Linked DNA regions of Homo sapiens: region 1 is linked to region 2. A link is a loop called in an ENCODE intact Hi-C map of the cell type or tissue named here. Cell type or tissue: chondrocyte. All regions are shown on one strand. Each heading gives the region's core, and the rest is flanking DNA. Links, peaks and the distances in the headings are about the cores only.

What was found. Hi-C counts contacts between places; a loop is a spot of excess contacts. Peaks named below come from ENCODE experiments on the same cell type or tissue, not always from the same donor. Only the 100,000 strongest peaks of a DNase experiment are listed, where the experiment ranks them.
Region 1: it touches region 2 in a loop (2.1-fold over the local background); 3 of 110 quality-filtered maps call a loop at or near these places.

What each region holds. Positions count from the first base shown.
Region 1 is chr7:63,136,998-63,147,579 of GRCh38, forward strand. It overlaps the pseudogene SEPTIN14P1. Among named protein-coding and RNA genes, the nearest start is that of LINC03075, 210 kb to the right of the region's middle. In chondrocyte, for the core only: no CTCF peak of the experiment used is centred there; a DNase peak (open chromatin) is centred at 6,220.
Region 2 is chr7:63,089,800-63,100,381 of GRCh38, forward strand. No RefSeq gene overlaps it. Among named protein-coding and RNA genes, the nearest start is that of LINC03075, 260 kb to the right of the region's middle. In chondrocyte, for the core only: no CTCF peak of the experiment used is centred there; no DNase peak of the experiment used is centred there.

The sequences.
Region 1 (10,582 bases), core at 1,378-9,377, 47 kb after region 2:
CATTATGAAAAACAGTATGGAGCTTCTTCAAAAAATTAAAAATAAAACAACTACCATATGATCCAGCAATCACACTACTGGATATATATACCTCCCCAAAATGAAGTCAGTATGTCAGAGAGATACCTACACTACCATTACTCACAAGAGCCAAGATATGGAAGCAATCTAAGTGTCCATGAATGGATGCATGAAGAAAAAATGTGTGGTATATATATGCAATGGAATACTATTCAGCCTTACAAATCAGGAAATCCTATCATTTGCAGCAACATAGATGGAACTAGAGGACTTTACACTAAGTGAATATGCCAAGCACAGAAAGACAAATAGTAAATGATCTCACTAACATATCAAATTTTTAAAAGTTAAACTTATAGAAACAGAGAGTAGAATGCTGGTTACATGAGTTAGGTAGAGGGTATAGTAGGAGAGATGTTAGTCAAAGGATACAAACTTTTAGTTAGATAAGAACAAGTTAAAGAGATCTATTGCACAACATAGTGACTGTGTTAATAACAATATTTTATACTCTTGAAAATTGCTAAGATAGATGTTAAGCTTTCATCACAAAAATAATTGAGATAACACATGTTAATTATATCAATTTAGCCATTCCACAATGTATATGTATTTCAAAACATCATGTTGTACATGATAAGTACATACAATTTTATTTGTCAATTAAGATTAATTAATGAAAAATAATTTGTATGGCTCTCTCCTGTGTTTATCATGTCCAGAAGATTGATAATATATGGTTTATTGTGATTAATACTATGACCAAATTTTATACATCAACATATAGTACAGATATATATTTTATAACACATACTAATATATAATACAACATAATATATATTAAAACATTAAGTTTATATATTAAAACATTAAGTTAAACAAAAGTTTAACAAATTTTAAAATTTTTAATATGTCATTTTTTGAAAAACATCATTTGGGGCTGGGCATGGTGGCTCATGCCTATAATCCCAGCACTTTTAGAGGCCAAGGCAAGTGGATCACCTGAGGTCGGGAGTTTGAGATCAGCCTAATATGGTGAAACCCTGTCTCTACTAAAAATACAAAAATTAGCCAGGTGTGGTGGCAGGCACATGTAATCCCAGCTACTCAGAAGGCTGAGGCAGGAGAATCACTTGAACCTGGGAGGCGGAGGTTGCGGCGAGCCAAGATCGTGGCACTTGCACTCCAGCCTGGGTGACAAGAGAAAAATCTGTCTCAAAAAACAAACAAAAAAACCAAAAATATCATTTGGAAACCAGTACAAGTAGAAATCTTCCATTCCCCAATAATTAGTACCATAACTATATGAACAAGATAATAAATTACTGCTTACTACACTATTCTAACTCATTATGATGCTAAATAATAATATAAATGTCAAAGGTATAATCTTTAGCCAAAGGTAAATTGTACTTTGTTTTAAAAAGTTTATCACTCTTTTTTCTAGTGACCAGTTTAAAATGGTTTCTACATTAGCTAGCAATGAGTTTATGCAACACATCTACACACTAGTATTTTTGCTTCCATTTTGTTTAAAGTGCTTTCCAGCATTCTCAATGTCATAATTTATACAAAGACAGATAATATGCACGTGGCACATTGGGAGCATTGGGATAAACAAAGAGGTTCTTCCCAGCCTCTGGAGATTTTGGCTTAAAGCAGCGTTCAGCAGACTTCTATGAGAATGAGTCATTGTCACAGTAAGCATTAATTTACATAAAACAGAGTTTGCATTCCTCATTAGTAATTGTTAACTTACAGATTAGCAAGAGTTACCAATATTAGCTCAATTTAAAATGTTACTTTGAGACTACAAATGATACACATATATTTAACTTAATCATTCCAGAGTCTGCCCTCCTTCATATTTACCTTGCAAAACTCCCCAAGGGTAGTAACAGCCTCTGACCACCCTTTTTCCAACTTTCACTTCAACCATACTCCCTACCACAGCAAACGGTAACAGTCCCTAGAAAACAAGAATGATATGAATTGAATTCTCTAGCACCAATAAAGCTTACTATATTACTCTCACTCCTGTTATAAAAATGACAGCGATGACAATATTGTAATAAATTTAATTAGGGATCTACCCTGTGTCTCATTTTAAGACTTGACAGTATGCGCTAATTGGTTTCTGTCAGCATCAGTCTCAGGCTGTGCACACAATTGGAAACTGTCTACTAAGCAGAGCCTAAAGCAAGGTATCCTGCTGTAGGAAACACAAAGAAAAAGGATTTTTAGTAGACATCATTTTTCTCACACTATCTTTACCCTGAACCATCTTCACCCTGAACCATCTTTACCCTGAATGTTGAAGAAATAACATGCAAGTAACTTTTAACTCTGGTATAAAAGTTAAAAGACAAAATATTAAAAATCACTACCACTATTATAATAATTGATGGATACAATATAAAATGTATTAATAAGCAATACTCTATATGTCTCAATAAATTATGTTTATTTTTTGAGACAGAGTCTGACCCTGTCACCCAGGCTGGAGTGCAGTGGCATGAGCTTGGCTCACTGCAACCTCCACCTTCCAGGTTTGAGTGATTCTCTTGCCTCAGCCTCCGGAGTAGCTAGGATTACAGGCGCCCGCCACCACAACTAGCTAATTTTTGTATTGTTTAGTAGAGATCGAGTTTCATCATGTTGGCCAGGTTGGTCTTGAACTCCTGACCTCAGGTGATCCGCCCACCTTGGCCTCCCAAAGTGCTGGGATTACAGGTGTGAGCCACATGCCCAGCCAAAAGAATTTTTTAAATTTTACAGTACTTAGCATTTAAATTCAGAAATCTATTTAGTGTTTGAGGTATCTTAAAATAAAGGTGGTGTAAATCATAGGAAAAGAGAAATGGAAGAAATGGAATTAACAGTTAGTTACAGTTACCTGTTACATTCTAGACTCCGTGTGTCAGATCCTGACACTTACACTTCAAGAAAAAAAAACCCTTAATAGAGATGTCATTGATCCCATAGCATAGATAAGTTAACAGTCTCAGGGAAGATGAGTGAATTGTTCAGGATCTTTTGGCTTTTAAGCAGAGAAGCTAGGATGGAAATCTAAATCTATATATATATACTTTCAAAATTTATCATCTTTTGGCTGGGCATGATGTCTCATGCCTATAATCCCAGCACTTTGGGAGGCCAAGGTGGGTGGATCACCTGAGGTCAGGAGTTCAAGACCAGCCTTGCCAACATGATGAAACCCCATCTCTACTAAAAATACAGAAATTAGTTGGGCGTGGTGGTGGGCACCTGTAATCCCAGCTACTCAGGAGGCTGAGGCAGGAGAATTGCTTGAATCCAGGAGGCAGAGGTTGCAGTGAGCTAAGATTGCACCATTGCACTCCAGCCTGAGCAACAAGAGTGAGACTCCATCTCAAAAAAAAATCATCTTTCAAATTTTAAGCTAATATTTTAGGCATTTACTAGCATAAAATATTTACACAAATAAAGAGTTTAGTCATCTTTACTACTGCCCTGATTCTAAAACCAGAGACAATACAGCATTCTGCATCCAAGCCCCATCTACTGTTTTTGAGGCTAAGTCCTTGGCAAGTGCATTTGAGAGTTGGAGGCTCCCTTTTACCACTCAAGACCTACTTGTGAAATAGGGGCCCTTCCTTGTATGCAGAAAACAGAGAAGATGGGGGCCCTGACCAACCTTGCCTAGTTCATGAGGCAGTGGCTCATTGTGTGGGGAAGCAATCCAAAGAACCTCAGACTGCTGCTCCTCCACAATGAGCTCTCAGTTGCCAGAAGTGCCTGAAGCTTCAGGGTCGGGGGGTAACCTGCCATTGTTTCCACCCACAATTCCAGAACCCTGTCTCAGAGATTTTGGCTTGGAGAGGAAACAGGCCAAGAAACAGAGAAAACCCATCCAAAAATTTAAATGTAATCCCAAGGGACCTGAATAGCCAAAAAAATATTGAAAGACCAAAGTTAGAGATCTCACACTTCTAGAATTCAAAACACATTACAAAGGTACAGTAATCAAAATAGTTTGGGAGTAGCATAAAGACAGACATGTAGACCAATGGAATCAAATACAGAGTCCAGGGTTAAACCTCCCTTACCTATTCTTCTGTTGATGGACATTTGGGTTGCTTCCATCTCTCAGCTACTGTGAATAATAATGTGATTTATATGCTTTACAAATATCTAAGTAAGTCTCTACTTTCGATTCTTTCAGATATATACCCAGAAAGAGGATTGTTAGATCATATGGTAATTTTATTTTCAATTTTGGAGAAACCACCTGTATTAGTCTATTTTCATGCTGCTGATCAAGATATACCTGAGACTGGGAAGAAAAAGAGGTTTCATTGGACTTACAGTTCCACGTGGCTGGGGAGGCCTTAAAAGCGTCATGGGAGGTGAATGGCACTTCTTACATGGCAGCGGCAAGAGAAAATTGGAAGAAGCAAAAGCAGAAACCCCTGATACATACATCAGATCTCATGAGACTTATTCACTATCATGAGAATAGCACGGGAAAGACCTGCCCCCCACGTTTTAATTATCTTCCACTGGGTCCCTCCAAAAATACGTGGGAATTCTGGGAGATACAATTCAAGTTGAGATTTGGGTGCAGACACAGCCAAACCATATCACCACCTTACTGTTTTTCATAGTGGTTCTAGATGAGAAAAACTGTAAAACACTATTGAAAAAATCAGGGACAGGCCTGGTGCGGTGGCTCATGCCTGTAATCCTAGCACTTTGGGAGGCTGAGGCAGGTGGATCACCTGAGGTCTGGAGTTCAAAACCAGCCTGGCCAACATGGCGAAACACCATCTCTACTAAAAATACAAAAAAAAAAAAAGGAAACCCTCAGGGACTATCTAAATAAATGGAAAGACATTCCATGTACATGGATAGAAAGACTCAATATTGTCAAGATGACAATTTTCCATAACTTAACCTATGGATTCACCACAATCCCAGTCAAAATTTCACCAAATTATTTTGTGAATAACAAATAATAAATAATATGTAATAACAAACAAATAATAACAAACTAACTCCAAAATTTATATGAAAAGGCAAAAGAACTAGAATAGCCAACACAATACTGAAGAACAACAATTTACTACAAAGCCATAGTAATTAAAACAGCATGGCATGGACAAAATAACAGACAAACAGATCAATGGAACAGAGTAGAGAGCCCAGAAATATGCCTACACAAATAGAGTCAATTGATATTTGACAAAGAAGCAATGGGAATTCAATGGAGAAAAGATATTCTTTTCAACAAATGGTGCTGGAACAGGATATTCACATGCAAAAATAAGAATCTATAAACAGACCTTACGTATTTCACAAAATTAACTCAAATTGGATCATAGACCTAAATGTATAGCATAAAATGATAAAATTCTTACAAGATAATGTAGAGTCCCAATTAGGGAAGGGGAGTCAGGCTTGTGGGAGCAGAGGAAAGAAAAAAAAAAAGCAGATAAGCTACAAGTATGCCTTTCTTCATAATCCAGAACACACAGCCCTCCTGCACAAATAACTCACAATCTTCCTGTGTCTAGGTATCAGTAGACCCTTGGCTGATACAAAAAGTTGCAAGTTAAGTCACTGCCACTGATAGTGGCAGGAGGTGGACAAATGCCTAGGCAGATAGGGGCAAGTTCCCAGGGAAATCCCACCTCCAAGCCAAAGACAGTTTAAAGCCTGAAAGCCAAGCTACAAGTCAAATCCATGGACTGGATTGAGAACCTGTCTTCCTGCTTGGTGCACTTTCCTCAGACTGATCCCCACCCTTCAGCTGTTTTACATATACCTATGCTTCCTAATTTTTTTTTTTTTTACATAGTTGTGCCCACCTTTGGGTGGTGCCTTTGTTTTAACCTTTTTGCATACTCACAAACCAATCAGCACGCACTCCCCTATTCTGAGTCCACAAAAGCCCTGGGCTTAGCCACACAAGGAGAGAAACCACCCCCAGGTCCCCTCTCCACTGAAAGCTGTTCCATCACTCAATAAAATTCCTCTCTGCTTTCCTCATCCTTCAATTGTCAGGGTATCCTCATTCTTCTTGGATGTGGGAAAAAAGCTCATGAATCGCCGATCTCAGGTAGAAGCTATAACACAGGCAGGCTAGGGCATGATAGCCCAGCCGGAGGCTGAGCCACTGTGCAAGCCAGACTGGGCCAAGTGGACGGGGAGCCTCCTGTGTGGCAGGTAGCATGCCCAAGCAAGGCCCAGGTGGGGATGTCACTGGCCAGACGTCCCTGGCTGAGAATGACTGAGGAATCCTGCATCACAACCTTGGCATTATCAGCACCATACAAAGCCCTCTTCAGCATACAGCCTAAGAACTATCCTATACAATCTCCAGCAATCCTTTGTTGGTTTGCAGTCAGCTTCTTTCTTGCAAGCTGCCCATTGCCTCCCTAGCAATGTATGTTTCTACTTTCTTTAATAAATCTACCTTCCTTACCTACAACAAGGTAAATTCTTTCTTTCTTTCTTTCTTTTTTTTTTAAGAGAAAATCTCACTCTGTCACCCAGGCTGGAGTGCAGTTGTGCAATCTTGGCTCATTGCAACCTCTGCCTCAACAAGGTAAATTCTTTTATGCCTGTGCCACCAGTCCAGGTAGTCATCACTACCTCACAACAGATAACATAAAAGGAAATATAGGAGACTTTGGGTTTAGCAATGACTTCATTGATGTAACACTGAAAACATGATCGATGAATAGAAAGAATAGATGAGTTGGACTTCATTAAAACTAAAACTTCTGGGCTGGGTGTGGTGGCTCATGCCTGTAATCCCAGCACTTTGGGAGGCTGAGGCAGGTGGATCACGAGGTTAGGAGTTCGAGACCAGCCTGGCCAACATAGTGAAACCTCGTCTCTATTAAAAATACAAAAATTAGCCAGGCATGGTGATGGGCACCTGTAATTCCAGCTACTCAGGAGGCTGAGGCAGAAGAATTGCTTGAACCTGGGAGGGGGAGGTTGCAGTGAGCCAAGATCACACCATTGCACTCCAGCCTGGGCGACAGAATGAGACTCCATCTCAGAAAAAAACAAAACAAAACACTAAAACTTCTGGTAGTCAAAGACACTGTTAAAGATAACAAGATAAGCCGCAGACTGAGAGAAAATCTCTGTAAAACACACACTTGATAAAGGACTGATGTCCAAAATATACAAAGAACTCTTAGAACTCAACAACAAGAAAATGAACAACCCGATTAAAAATGGGCACAAGATCCAAATAGCCACCTCAACAAAAAAGATATTCAGATAACAAATTAAGATGTAAAAAAGGTCCCAGCTACTCGGAGAGGCTGAGGCAGGAGAATGGCGTGAACCCGGGAGGCAGAGCTTGAAGTGAGCCGAGATCGAGCCACTGCACTCCAGCCTGGGTGACAGAGTGAGACTCTGTCTCAAAAAAAAAAAATACTGGTGGACAGTGGTGAATAATAGTTTTATATTCCTTTAAAAAATAAGAAAATGGTTGAACTAGTTTACAGTCCCACCAACAGTGTAAAAGTGTTCCTGTTTCTCCACATCCTCTCCAGCACCTGTTGTTTCCTGACTTTTTAATGATTGCCATTCTAACTGGTGTGAGATGGTATCTCATGTGGTTTTGATTTGCATTTCTCTGATGGCCAGTGATGGTGAGCATTTTTTCATGTACAAAAAAACAAACACCGCATATTCTCACTCATAGGTGGGAATTGAACAATGAGAACACATGGACACAGCAGGGGAACATCACAGTCTGGGGACTGTTGTGGGGTGGGGGGTGGGGGGAGGGGGGAGGGATAGCATTGGGAGATATGCCTAATGCTAGATGACGAGTTAGTGGGTGCAGCACACCAGCATGGCACATGTATACGTATGTAACTAACCTGCACATTGTGCACATGTACCCTAAAACTTAAAGTGTAATAATAATTAATTAATTAAAAAAATAAGAAAATGGATAAATTCCTGGAAACATAAAACCTCTTAAGACTGAACCAGGAAAAAATAGATACCCAAAATAAACCAATAACAAGCAATAAAATTGACTGAGTAATAACGTAATTTCAAACAAAAAAAAAAAAAAAACAAGAACAGATGGGTTTACAGCCAAATTTTGCCAGAAGTACAACGAAGAGCTGGTATCAATCTTACTGAAACTGTTCCAAAAATTTATGGAATTTTTGGATTGGAAGATAAATATCATTACAAAGACCTTACTAACCAAAGCAATCTACAGATTCAACACAATTCCTATCAAATTACCAACATCATTTTTCATAGGACTAGAAAAAGCGATCCTAAATATCATATGAAACCAAAAAAGCATCTAAATAGCCAAAGTAATCCTAAGCAAAAAGAACCAAGTCAGGGGCATCATGTGTCTGACTTCAAATTATACTATAGTGCTAATGCTATATACTAAATAAAACAGTATGGCATTGGTACAAAAATAGATAGATTAATGGAACGGAATAGAGAGTTCATTGTTAGGAAGGATACAGCTAAAAAAAGGACAAAAAATTGTGAAAGAAAAGAGAATAAAGAACCAGTAATAAAGCCACATGCCTACAACCAAGTGATCTTTGACAAAGTTGGCAAAAATAAACCATGGGGAAAGGGCATTCTATTCAATCAATGGTGCTGGGAAAATTGGCTACCCATAGGCAAAAGAATGAAACTGAATCCCCATCTCTTATCATACACAAACTTTAACTCAAGATGCATTAACGACTTAAATGAAAGACCAGAAGCTATAAAAATCCTAGAAGAAAATTTAGGAAAAACTCTTCTAGATATTGGCCTAGACAAATAATTCATAAATTAGACCTGAAAAGCAAATGCAACAAAACCAAATATACACAAATGGGACTTAAACTAAAGAGCACAGCAAAAGAAATAATCAACAGAGTAAACAGATAACCTACACAATAGGAACAAAATATTTGCATCTGACAAAGGACTAATATCCAGAATCTACAAAGAACACAAACAACTCAACATCAACAAAGAATAAATAACCCCATTAAAAAGACTGCAAAGGATATAAACAGACATTTCTCAAAAGAAGACATACAAGTGGCCACCAAACATATGAAAAATTGCTCAACATCACCAATCATCAGAGAAATGCAAATTAAAACCACAATAAAGGCCGGGCACAGTGACTCATACCTGTAGTCCCGGCACTTTGGGAGGCCAAGGTGAGTGGATCACCTGAGGTCAGGAGCTCAAGACCAGCCTGACCAATATGGTTAAACCCCATCTCTACTAAAAATACAAAAATTAGTTGGGCGTGATGGTGGGTGCCTGTAATCCCAGCTACTTGGGAAGCTGAGGCAGGAGAATCCCTTGAACCCAGGAGGTGGAGGTTGCAGTGAGCCAAGATCACACCACTGAACTCCAGCCTGAGTGACAGAGTGAGACTCTGACTCAAACACACACACACACACACACACACACACACACACACACACAATAAGATATCATCTTACATAGTCAGAATGGCTATTATTACAAACACAACAGATGTTGGTGTGGATGCAGAGAATAATGAATGCTTATTCACTGCTGGTGGGACTATAAATTTGCACAACCTCTATGAAAAACAATATAGAGATTTCTCAAAGCACTAAAAATAGAGCTACCATTTGACACAGTGATTATACTACTAGGCATCTACCTGAAAGAAAATATTATATAAAAAAGTCACTTTCACTCATATGTGTATTACATTCCTACTCATAATAGTAAAGTCATGGAATTAACCTAAATGTCCATTAACAGTGGACTGGATTTTTTAAATGTGGTATATATATACCATGGAATACCACACAGCCATTAAAAAAAATGAAATCATGCTCTGTGCAGTAACATGGATGGAGCTGGGGGCCATTATCCTAAGTGAAAATAACTCAGAAACAGAAAATCAAATACCACATGTTCTCACTTATAAGCAGGAGCTAAACAATGAGTACACAAGGACATAAAGATGGAAACAGTAGATAGTGAGACTCCAAAAGGGAGAGATTGGGAGGGGGCTGATGGTCAAAAAATTATCTATTAATAGTGAGATGTGATCACACCACTGCACACCAGCCAGGGCAACAGAGCAAGACTGTATCTCAAAAAAAAAAAAAAAAAGATCTGTTGGGTAAAATGTTTTACTATCTCAGGGATAGGTACACTAGACACCAAACCTCACCATTATGCAATATATCTATTTGATAAATGTGCACATACACCCTCTGAATCCAAAATAAAAAAACAAAGGAAGTTTATAGTAGCAAACACTTACATCCTTTTTAAAAAGATCTTGCCCACAAGTGGTGGCTCACACCTGTAATCCCAGCATTTTGGGAGGCTGAGGCAGGCGGATTGGCTGAGGTCAGGAGTTTGAGACCAGGCTGGCTAACATGGTGAAATCCCATCTCTACTAAAAATACAAAAAAAATTAGCAGGGTATGGTGGCGCACACCTGTAGTCGCAGCTACTCGGGAGGCTGACAGAGGAGAATCACTCTAACCTGGGAGGCGGAGGTTGCAGTGAGCCAAGATTG
Region 2 (10,582 bases), core at 1,105-9,104:
AAATTTGAAAGACATCATAAAAATTAAAACACCCATTCATATATGTCATACTTAGTGACATTATAAGTTGAGGGCAGATGTAATGAGCAAGAATTTTTGTATGCAACTGAGTGCAAGTTGTTACTAGTTTAAAATATACAGTTGTAACTTTAAGAGATTTTATGTAATTTACATGGTAACCATAAAGAAAATGCAGATATGCAATAGAAAATAAAAAAGCAAAGCATGTCACTACAAATATCAACAAGACACAAAGGAATACAAAGTAAATAGGGACAAAATAGGCACAAGATTCAAATAAAACAATAAAATAGTAATTGCAAGTTATTTCCTTTCAGAAAATTATTAAAATATTCATGGACTAAACTTCCCAATCAAAACGCAAATATTAAATAAAGGGTTTTTTTTAATTTAAAAAACAAAATCCACCTATGTCATGTCTTCAAGAGACTCACTTCAGATCTAATGATGAAAATAGACAAAGTGGCAGGATGGAAAAAGACACTCCATGCAAATGTTAACCAAACGAGAGGTGGAGAGCTAATTATATTAAGTCAAAAGCTGTCATATTTTATAAAATATAGTTTAAGTCAAAACTCACAAGAGACAAACAAGGACATTATAGTATAATAAAATGGTTCATTCACTGGGAACCTATTTATATCTGCTACCAGGGTTCCCAAATATTTAAAGCAAGCATTGACAGAAATGAATATAACAATGGGAGAGTACTTCAATACTTTCAGTAATGAATAATAAAGCATGACAGAACATTAATAAGGGAACAAAGAACTTGAAAGCAGTGTAAAGCAATTACACCTAAAAGACGTATACAGGACACACCACACAACAGCAGAATCCACAAACTTTTCGAAAGCTCATAAGAAAATTCTCCTGGATACAACACCTTTTATCTCACAAGACAAGTCTTAATCCATGTTTAAACTGGAATCTTACGCATTATTATTTTTGGCCAAATTGTGTGAAACTAAAAATCACTAACAACAGGAAAACAAAAAAAACACAAAATATGAAAATTAAACAATACACTCTTAAGCATGCTCTTGTTCAAAGGTTGGAAGACTGTGAAGATGGCCATACTGACCAAATTGATCTATCTACACATTCAATACGATCCCTTTCAAATTCCAAATTTCACTTTTCCAAAAATTAAAAAACCAACCCTCAAATCATATGGAATATCAAGAAACCACAAAGAGCCTGGCTATTTGTAAAACAAAAACAATATTGGAGGCATCGTGCTTAATGATTTCAAAATACAAAATGAAGGTAGGGTAATCAAAGCACTTTGATACTGGCATAAAAGTAAAATCCTACACCAATAAAACAGAAAACAGCACAGAAAAAAACAGTCACATGTATGGTCAAATGAGTTATTAACACCATGTATTGTGGCATTATTCACAAAAGCCAATAGGTGAAATCAACCCAAACTTCCCTCACCAAATGAATGGATAAATATAATTTGGAATATAAAAATAATGGAATATTTTTATTCTCATTTTAACTCATTTTAACTCGTTTTAACTCAGCTTAAAAAAAAACAAGAAATCTAACATCTACCATAAACATAAATCTTAATGATATTATGTAAAATTTAATGAGCCAGCTGAAAAAAGACAAATACTTTATGAATCCACTTATATGGGATATCTGAAGTAGTTACACTATTGAAAAGAGAAAATAGAATAATGTTTGGAAAGGGCCAGGCAATGGGAAATAGGATTCACCTAGATTGTGTATTAGTTTCACAAGATAAAAACATTCTAGGCTGGGTACGGTGGCTCACACCTGTAATCCCAGCACTTCGGGAGGTCAAGGAAGGCAGATCACATGAGGTCAGGAGTTGAAGACCAGCCTGACCAACATGGTAAAATCCCATCTCTACTAAAAATACAAAAATTAGCCAGGCATGGTGGCACATGCCTGTAATCCCAGCTACTCAGGAGGCTGAGCCAGGAGAATTATCTGAAAAAAAAATCAAAATAACCATCTCAATTATGCTCAATATGTAACATGGGAACACAGACAACTAAGTGTAATCAGGAAAATAAGAACCTGGGAGATTGCAGCAAGCCGAGATTGCACCACTGCACTCCAGCCTGGGCAACAGAATGAGACTCTGTCTCAATGAAATAATATAAAAATAGAAAACATTCTACAGATATGTTGCTAACAGTGTCAATATATGTAACATAAACTAAACTACATAATTTGAAGTAGTTAAGATTGTACATTTTGGGTTGTATTTTAGACAAGTAAAAATAAATAAACATGCAATAGAGTTACAAGTCTTTTCAACACTTACCTCCAAATCACAAAATGTTTCTCTCACATCAAGATAATACATATTCACCAATAAACAGGTGTGGAAATTAAGACAATTTCTATGACTACTCACCGACACAAGAGAAAATAACCAACTATCACCAACCAAAATAACAATTATATACAAATTATTTTTAAAATGCGTGTAATAGTTATACAGGCCAACACAAAGATAATTATAGTGGCAATAGATGTATGGCTGATCTATACTTGACTTCTGCTGTACACTGGCTTAAAGTGTATGAAGTTCAATATTGTCATACAGAATTATATAAATCAAAACAAAAACACAAGTAAAATGAGTTAGGATAGGTTTAGCCTATCCTAAACCATGAGATATCGACAAATAAAACTGCAAAACAAAAATTTAAAACCACATTAACCTGGCCGGGCATGGTGGCTCATGCCTGTAATACCAGCACTTTGGGAGGCCAAAGCAGGCAGATCACCTAATGTCAGGAGTTCGAGGCCAGCCTGGCCAACATGGTGAAACCCTGTCTCTACTAAAAAATACAAAAATTAACTGGGCATGGTGGCCAGCACCTTAATCCCAGCAACTTGAGGGGCAGATGCAGGAGAAATATTTGAACCCGGGAGGCAGAGGTTTCAGTGAGCCGAGATCAAGCCACTCAAGCCTGGGGGAAAAGAGCGAGACTTCTCTCAAATACAAACAAACAAACAAAAAAACCTCTAACCTAAAAAGTCTTGAATAAACATAGTTAACTACTGAATCCTTCTAGATACCTACAGTGTTCAACTATGACTGGGCATCCATAAAGAGCAAATATTTGATTTTATTAAAACTCAACTTTTAGGTTCAAGGGTTACATGTGCAGATTTGTTACATGGGTGTATTGCGTGATGTTGAGGTTTAGGGTAGGATTGATCCCATCAGCCAGGCAGTGAGCATAGTACCCAGCGGGTAGTTTTTCAACCCTTGGCCCACTCCCCGCCCAACCCAGTGGTCTCCAGTGTCTGCTGTTTCCATCTTCACGTGGCACGATCACAGGTTACTGCAGCATTGACCTTCCCAGTTCAAGCGATCCTCCTGCCTCAGTCTCCTGAGTAGCCAGGACTACAGGCATGCACTACTACATACATCTAATTTTTGTATTTTTAGTAGAGACAGGGTTTTGATACATTGTCCAGATTTGCCTCGAACTCCTGGGTTCCAGCAATCCTTTGCCTCAGCCTCCCAAAGTTCTGGGATTACAGGCGTGAGCCACTGCACCTGGCAGAAATTTTTAAATCTGAGGACTGTGAACTACCTCTAAGTTATTAGGCCCACACAGGCACAGGAATTAGGCAGCAGTTATGTCTCACTCCCCTCTTAAACTATGTAATCATTCTGTGAAGCTGCTTGCTCTGTGGAATCTGGACTGACTGATGCAACAGGTGGCTAGAAATTAACCTAAAATTCCACATGCTGGACAACAAAACCCACACCGTGTAGTTCAACAATGTATATTCAATCACTATCAGTGTTATTTCTTGTGCAGTTCATGAGCATCATTCCTCAAGGTGTCACCCAAGAGCTGTGAATCATGGGCCAACCCTTTTGTGTACCAGTGCATAGTAAACCAGTGTGAATTCCAGATAACATTGTATCAGCCCACTTCCTATTATTCTTTTGTCTTTATAAACCTTGTAACAAAGGCTGAATGTGGTTCCTACTTGAGGTTATTTGAGTCTGAGTCTCTCAAGCAGCTGTCCTCACCTTGGCCTCAAGCAAATTCTTTAAAATTCTATTTGGTGGCTGAGCGTGGTTGGCTCACTCCTGTAATCTCAACACTTTGGGAGGTGTAGGTGTGCAGATCGCCTGAGGCCAGGAGTTCAAGACAAACCTGGCCAACATGATGGAACCCCGTCTCCACTAAAAATACAGAAATTATCTGGGCATGGTGGCAGGTGCCTGTAATCCCAGCTACTCAGGAGGCTGAGGCAGGAGAATCACTTGAACCTGGGAGGCAGAGGTTACAGTGAACTGAGATCATGCCACTGCACTCCAGCCTGGGCAACAAGAGTGAAACTCTGTCTCAAAACAAAATTATATTTTGTGCCGTAGCTTTTTTCGTTAGGTCAATATTTCTGGTGCGGTGAGCAAGACTGCAGGATTCAGAGACTCTCTTCCCATCCCCCAACCAACCAACACTCCTAGACTTGGTGCCTGGCCGACCAGAACCTCTTGTGTTCCTCTGGCTCCAAGTACACTGTCAAGGGTAAGGGGTGAGTCCTCCTGAATTTGGGCCTCCTTATTTGTTGGTGAGGTCTAGACTTCAGTTGAGCTGTTCTTTTCAACCCTCCCTTTCTAGAAAATACGTTTCCATCTCCAACCACAGGCAGGAGATTTGGGTTTCAGAATTTAAAAAAAGAAAAAAGAAAGAAAGAAAAACTTCTTTATCTGCCTCATGATAGGAGGTCTGGGGTGTGATGCTGGCAGTCTAACATTGCTGGTTTCACTGTTTTTTTGTTTTTTTTTTTTTGAGATGGAGTCTCACTCTGTCACCCAGACTGGAGTGCCACGGTGCAATCTCGTCTCACTGCAACCTCTGCCTCCCAGTTCAAGTGATTCTTCTGCCTCAGCCTCCCGAGTAGCTGGGATTACAGGCATATGACACCATGCCTGGCTTATTTTTGTATTTTCAGTAGAGATGGAGTTTCACCATGTTGGCCAGGCTGTGGAGTGCAACCTCTGCACTGCACACATCCAAACAACAAAGCATAATATTCTGCCCATTAAGTCAATATCTGTTCTGAATCTTGGGCAGATTGCTTGAGGCCACGTGTTTGAGACCATTTTTTGAGGCATGAGCCACTGCACCTGGTTGTTTCCTCCTGTGCCATTGCACTCTAGCCTGGGCAACAAGAGCGAAACTCTGTCCAAAAAAAAAAAAAAAAAAAAAAAAAGAAAAGAAAAGAAATGGCCTAAGTGACTATTCCTCTACCCTTCCCCCAGATGTACATTGTGTATTTGGTGAAAGTCTGATTAAAGGCCAGGCATGGTGGCTCATGCCTGTAATCCCGCTACTTTGGAAGGCTGAGGCAGGTGGGTCACCTGAGGTCAAGAGTTCAAGATCAGCCTGGCCAAGATGTGAAACCCCATCTCTACTAAAAATACAAAAATTAGCTGGGTGTGATGGCGGTTGCCTGTAATCCCAGCTACTCGGGAGACTATTATTGTTATTGCTGTTATTATTGATATTGTTATTATTAATACCTTGCCAGGCTTTGAGTTTTTATATTTTGTATTCTTAGTAGAGACAGGGTCTTGCTATGTTGCTCAGGCTGGTTTTGAACTCCTGGACTCAAGCGATGCTCCTGCCTCAGCCTCTCAAAGTGCTGGGATTACAGGCGTGAGCCCCCAGGCCTAGCCACTGGAGAATTTATTAAAAATGCAAATTTCTGGACAGCCACGGTGGCTCATACCTGTAATCTCAGCACTTCAGGAGGCTGAGGTGGGCGGATCGCTTGACGGTGGGAGTTTGAGACCACCCTGACCAACATGGTGAAACCCTGTCTCCACTAAAAATACAAAATTACCCAGGCATGGTGGCACATTCTTGTAATCCCAGCTACTCAGTAGGCTGAGGCAGGAGAATCACTTGAACTCGGGAGGCGAAGGTTGCAGTGAGCCGAGATCGCACCACTGCACTCCAGCCTGGGTAACAAGAGTGAAACTCCATCTAAAAATAAAAAATAATAATAATAAAATAAATACAAATTGCTGGGGACCACCCCCAGAATCTCTGATTCAGCCATCCAGAGTGGGGCCTCACATCACATTTCTCAGGAATTCTGAGGTGAGGCTGGTGCTCCTAGTTGGGGGACTAGCTTCAAGAAACACTGCTTTTTTTCTTTTTTTTAAGATGAAGTCTTGCTCTGTCACACAAGCTGGAGTGCAACGGCGCAATCTCTGCTCACCGTAATCTCCATCTCCCGGGTTCAAGCGATCCTCCCACCTCAGCCTCCCAAAGTGCTAGGATTACAGGCATGAGCCACCATGCCTGGCCCATGTCCTGAGGTCTTGCCTGCTGTCTGCCAATGGCAAAATAAACAGCATGATGCTGCTAATGCTCAAAGTGGCCCTGGGCAAGGTGGAGAGGGGAGGCCAGGAAAGCGGTGGGGCTCCAGGGGTCGTACTTTCAGGCAGCACTCATTGGCTGTGTGGATGCCCTCATCATTGGAGTTGAGTTTGAAGGCACCCTGGGCCCATTCCTCAGCCACCTGTATCAGGTAGCAGCAATGCCAGGGGTCAGGTGAGCAGGCATCAGCAGCCAAGGGAGCCCCTGCCCACCCTATCCCTGATGACTGACTGTCCCTGTCCAGGAGCTGAGTCCCGGAAGCACACCTTGGGAGGGGGCATCTGGGGCCCAGCACACCTTCACCCATGAGCCATGTGGGCCACAGGAGTCATTAAAGGATGGAGAGAGGCGGTCATCAAGGCACACAGTTAAACAGCACATGAGAATATACTTAGTTTAACGTGAACTAAGGGGTTCACATTGAACCTATTATGATTCTTAGTCACCAACCAATTCATACTCACCTGTTTTCCCAAGCCGATTCTCTTTTTTTTTTTGAGGGGTTACAGGTGTGGGCCACCACACCCCGGCCGCAGCCAGTCTGTTTTCAGAGATGGTCTTTGGGTTAATGAGAATTCTCCCCCTGCTTACTCGCCAGGCAGTGTGGCGTTCTCAATCCAAGGGGGCTGCGCATAGGGAGATGGGATTTGTTTGCTCAGTTTGGACTCAGCGTTTTTTGCACTTCGATTTAATAGACTTATAAAATGTCAAAGGTTTAAGGGAGCTTAGAGTTCTTCTGGCCCACACCTGGCTGATGAGAATTTCTAGGGGAAGTTTTTTTGAAATGCCAGATCTCTGCATTTTGAGATCCTGATTTAGTAACTCCAGGGTTGGAACCTGAGTTTTCTTTTTCTTTTGTAGAGGCAAGGTCTTCCTCTGTTGCCCTGGCTGGAGTGCAGTGGTGCGATCACAGCTCATTGCAGCCTTGAATTCCTAGGCCCAAGCGATCCTCCTGCCGCAGCCTCCCAAGTAGCAGGTACTCCAGGTGTGCACCACTGTGCCTGGCTAATTTTAAATTTTTTTGTGAGTGAAGCTTCCCTTAATCAATGATGGCACCAAACGGAAAGCAGGAGAGACGGAAGCACAGCTCCTAGACACTTAGAAAATTGCATCCGCCTGAGCGGTATCAGCCCTACAAATCAGTGTTAATTTATCTTCTTCTGTAGAGCTTGGCACAGTGGCCTGGATCACCCAGTGATTCATCTAATATCCCTGTGAGTTTGCCCAGCTTGCAGCTTCACAAATTACACTTGCAGCCTCCTTATCAGGCAAGCTAGGAAATTAAATGTAAATGGCTATGGTGTTGCTAAGAAACATGGCTGCATACACAGACACCTGAAGCTGAGACCATCACACGCCCATTAAAGCATCATTTCCCACTGTGGCTAATGAGGTTTGAATCCTTCAAAGGAAACCTGCTGTTCTTTTTTAAGGTCAGAAAGTGGGGTAACTCGGTTATAAGCAAGAGATAGAATTTCCCTTCCTGGATGCTAGGGGAGTGTGTGTTTATGGGTATATATTGGAGCTCTGTGGTCTCATGGCTAAGTGGTGGGGGTGGGGACTCATGGGCTGGCCACTGGTCTGACTGTATTTCCTACACCCCCACACACCATCCTCACAGGGAGGATGACACATGTCATGCCATGAAACACCTGACCAAGCACAGGTCAAAGCTACCAACACATCCCATTTTGTAGTACCTTGCAAATCTTGTATAGCTGTGAGCTATGATTTATTTCATGTAGGTGTATTGTGGTACTTGGGTCCTAGTGGTTACTTTTCATATCATTATTTTTACCAAGCGTTTTCTCTCCTAAATTCAATCAAAAGCTGCACAATTTCTATCCCCTCTACCACTATTTCCATTCAAGGAAGGAAATGCTGGCCAGATTTAGAGAGTGCCCGTTTCATTTCTTTGGAGGGCCATCATTTGCTTGGTTGCATATGTACTTTTCCTTGGTTGGTTCTTTTTAAATTTTTTTTTTTTTTAGCAATCTTCCTGCCTCAGCCTCCCCAGTAACTGAGACTACAGTCACATGCCACCACACCTGGCTAATTTTTAAAATTTTTTGTAGAGACAAGGTCTCTCATTATGTCGCCCAGGCCAGTCTCCAACTCCTGGGCATAAGTTGTCCTCCTGCCTTGGCTTCCCAAAGCATTGGATTACGGGTGTGAACCACCATGCCTGGCTTAAAATTTTTTGTTAAAAACAAACACACACACTGGCCCAGGCCTACACAGGGTCAGGATCATCCGTATCACTGTCTTCCATCGCCACATCTTGCTCTGCTGGAAAGTCTTCATGGGCAATAAAACTCATGGAGCTGTCATCTCCTATGACAATAATTCTGTAATGGACCCTGATGGACCAGCCTGAGGCTGTTTTACAGTTAACTTTTATTTTAAGTAGAGGTACACTCTACAATAATGATAAAAAGGATAGTATAGTATATATATATATATATATATAATATATGTAAACTAGCAACATAGTCATTTATTATCAAGTATTCTGTACTGTACATGCTATACTTTTATACAACTGTGAACATAGGCTTTTTCTTTTTTAACAACAGCATCACCACAAACACACTAGTCATCCATTGCATTGCCACATTATGGTGGCTCCAGCATCACTAGGTGACAGGAATTTTTCAGCTCCATTATAATCTTATAGGACCACCATTCTATGTACATAAATACGTATTGTATGATCCCAATTTTTAAAAATAGGATCATACAATTTTGTACCCTGTTTTTCCATTTAACATTATATTACAAACATTTCCCCATGTCATTATTCTACATCATCACTTTTATTGCTTATAATTCATAATATGGACACATTCTAATTTATTTAACCAATCCTCTGTTATGTGACAATTAGGTTAATTCCATTTTTTTTGCCATTATAGTCATTGCTGTAATGAACATCCTTGAGGTTTCCTCTTTGCAGCAACATTTTTGAAGCACATTTTTAAGTCTTTGATATTGCTACATTCCTTCTGAAAGGCTGTACATATTTCTAACCAGCTGTGATGGATTCTTCTGATTACAATTTAAAATATATTTGTCAGTTTGATATGCAAAGAATGGGCATCTTTATGTTAATTTTAATATCTTGGATCATGGGAGGTTAAACATTCTCCTTGGGGGTAACTGCTAGAAGGGATATCTTGTGCTCTCCTGCTTCCAGATGGGGGAGGTTAAATGTTGTTAGTTATCACTTAGGAAGATGAAATTGAAGCATGCTGCCAGGAAGCTGAGGGCAGTTAAAGTAGTGGCTATTAGCCTTCAGAGCCCAAAGCCAATCTTCCTGAGCATCAGTTTTCAATCTCCGTGAGTGGGCCTCCTAATCTGGGGGTATCTGGCTTGTGCAGGCCTACAGCAGTGCAGACCTGGGAGGAGTATGCAGTGGGACCCAGGAGGCTTGGGGTGTCATCAGGAGGCATGAGGGGCCTGGCTACCTCAAAGATTGACTTTCTACACCTCCAGGCCTTCCCCTTTCCCTTCTCCTCCATCACGAAGATAATCAGGTATCAGCAGCTTCCACTGGGTTCTGTTGCATCTGCTACCTTCCATTAAGGCACAACTAGAGCACTTGGTGCAGGTGGGAGATTTTGAGTGTGAAGTTTGTGGTGAATCTGTTGAGTGGATGGTTTAGTACTGTCAGTGCTGCTGGGCTGCTCTCATTTCTAGGTGGGGAGAGAGGTCAGAGCAGGGACCTTCCAGTGAGAAGGTCCAGGGACGGATCTGATCACAGGAGGACAATATCACAAAGTGTTTTGCCAGTTTCAATAACTCGGTTTATGAGGAGAAAACGGCGTGAGGATGGTCTGGGAAGCAGTGATGTCAGAAGTCAGGGAGGCAACAGGCAGCGTGTGCTCCTCCCTGGACGGCCCCTTCATCATCCAAACTGGCAGGTGCTCTGGGAAGAGTGGCCTCATTCCCTGGAATGTGGGAAAGAGAGTGGAGGTTTAATGTGTAATTTGCAGTCCTTAGAATCCATTATGGGCATGAATAAGCCCAGAGAGGCTGCGGGCAGGAGAATTAAACACGAATGCTCATCGAGACCGAGGCACTGGAGACTGAGAAGAAGTTCAGTTGCCAACATCTTTCACTTTGGGTATTGACTCTGAAGTCACTTGGCC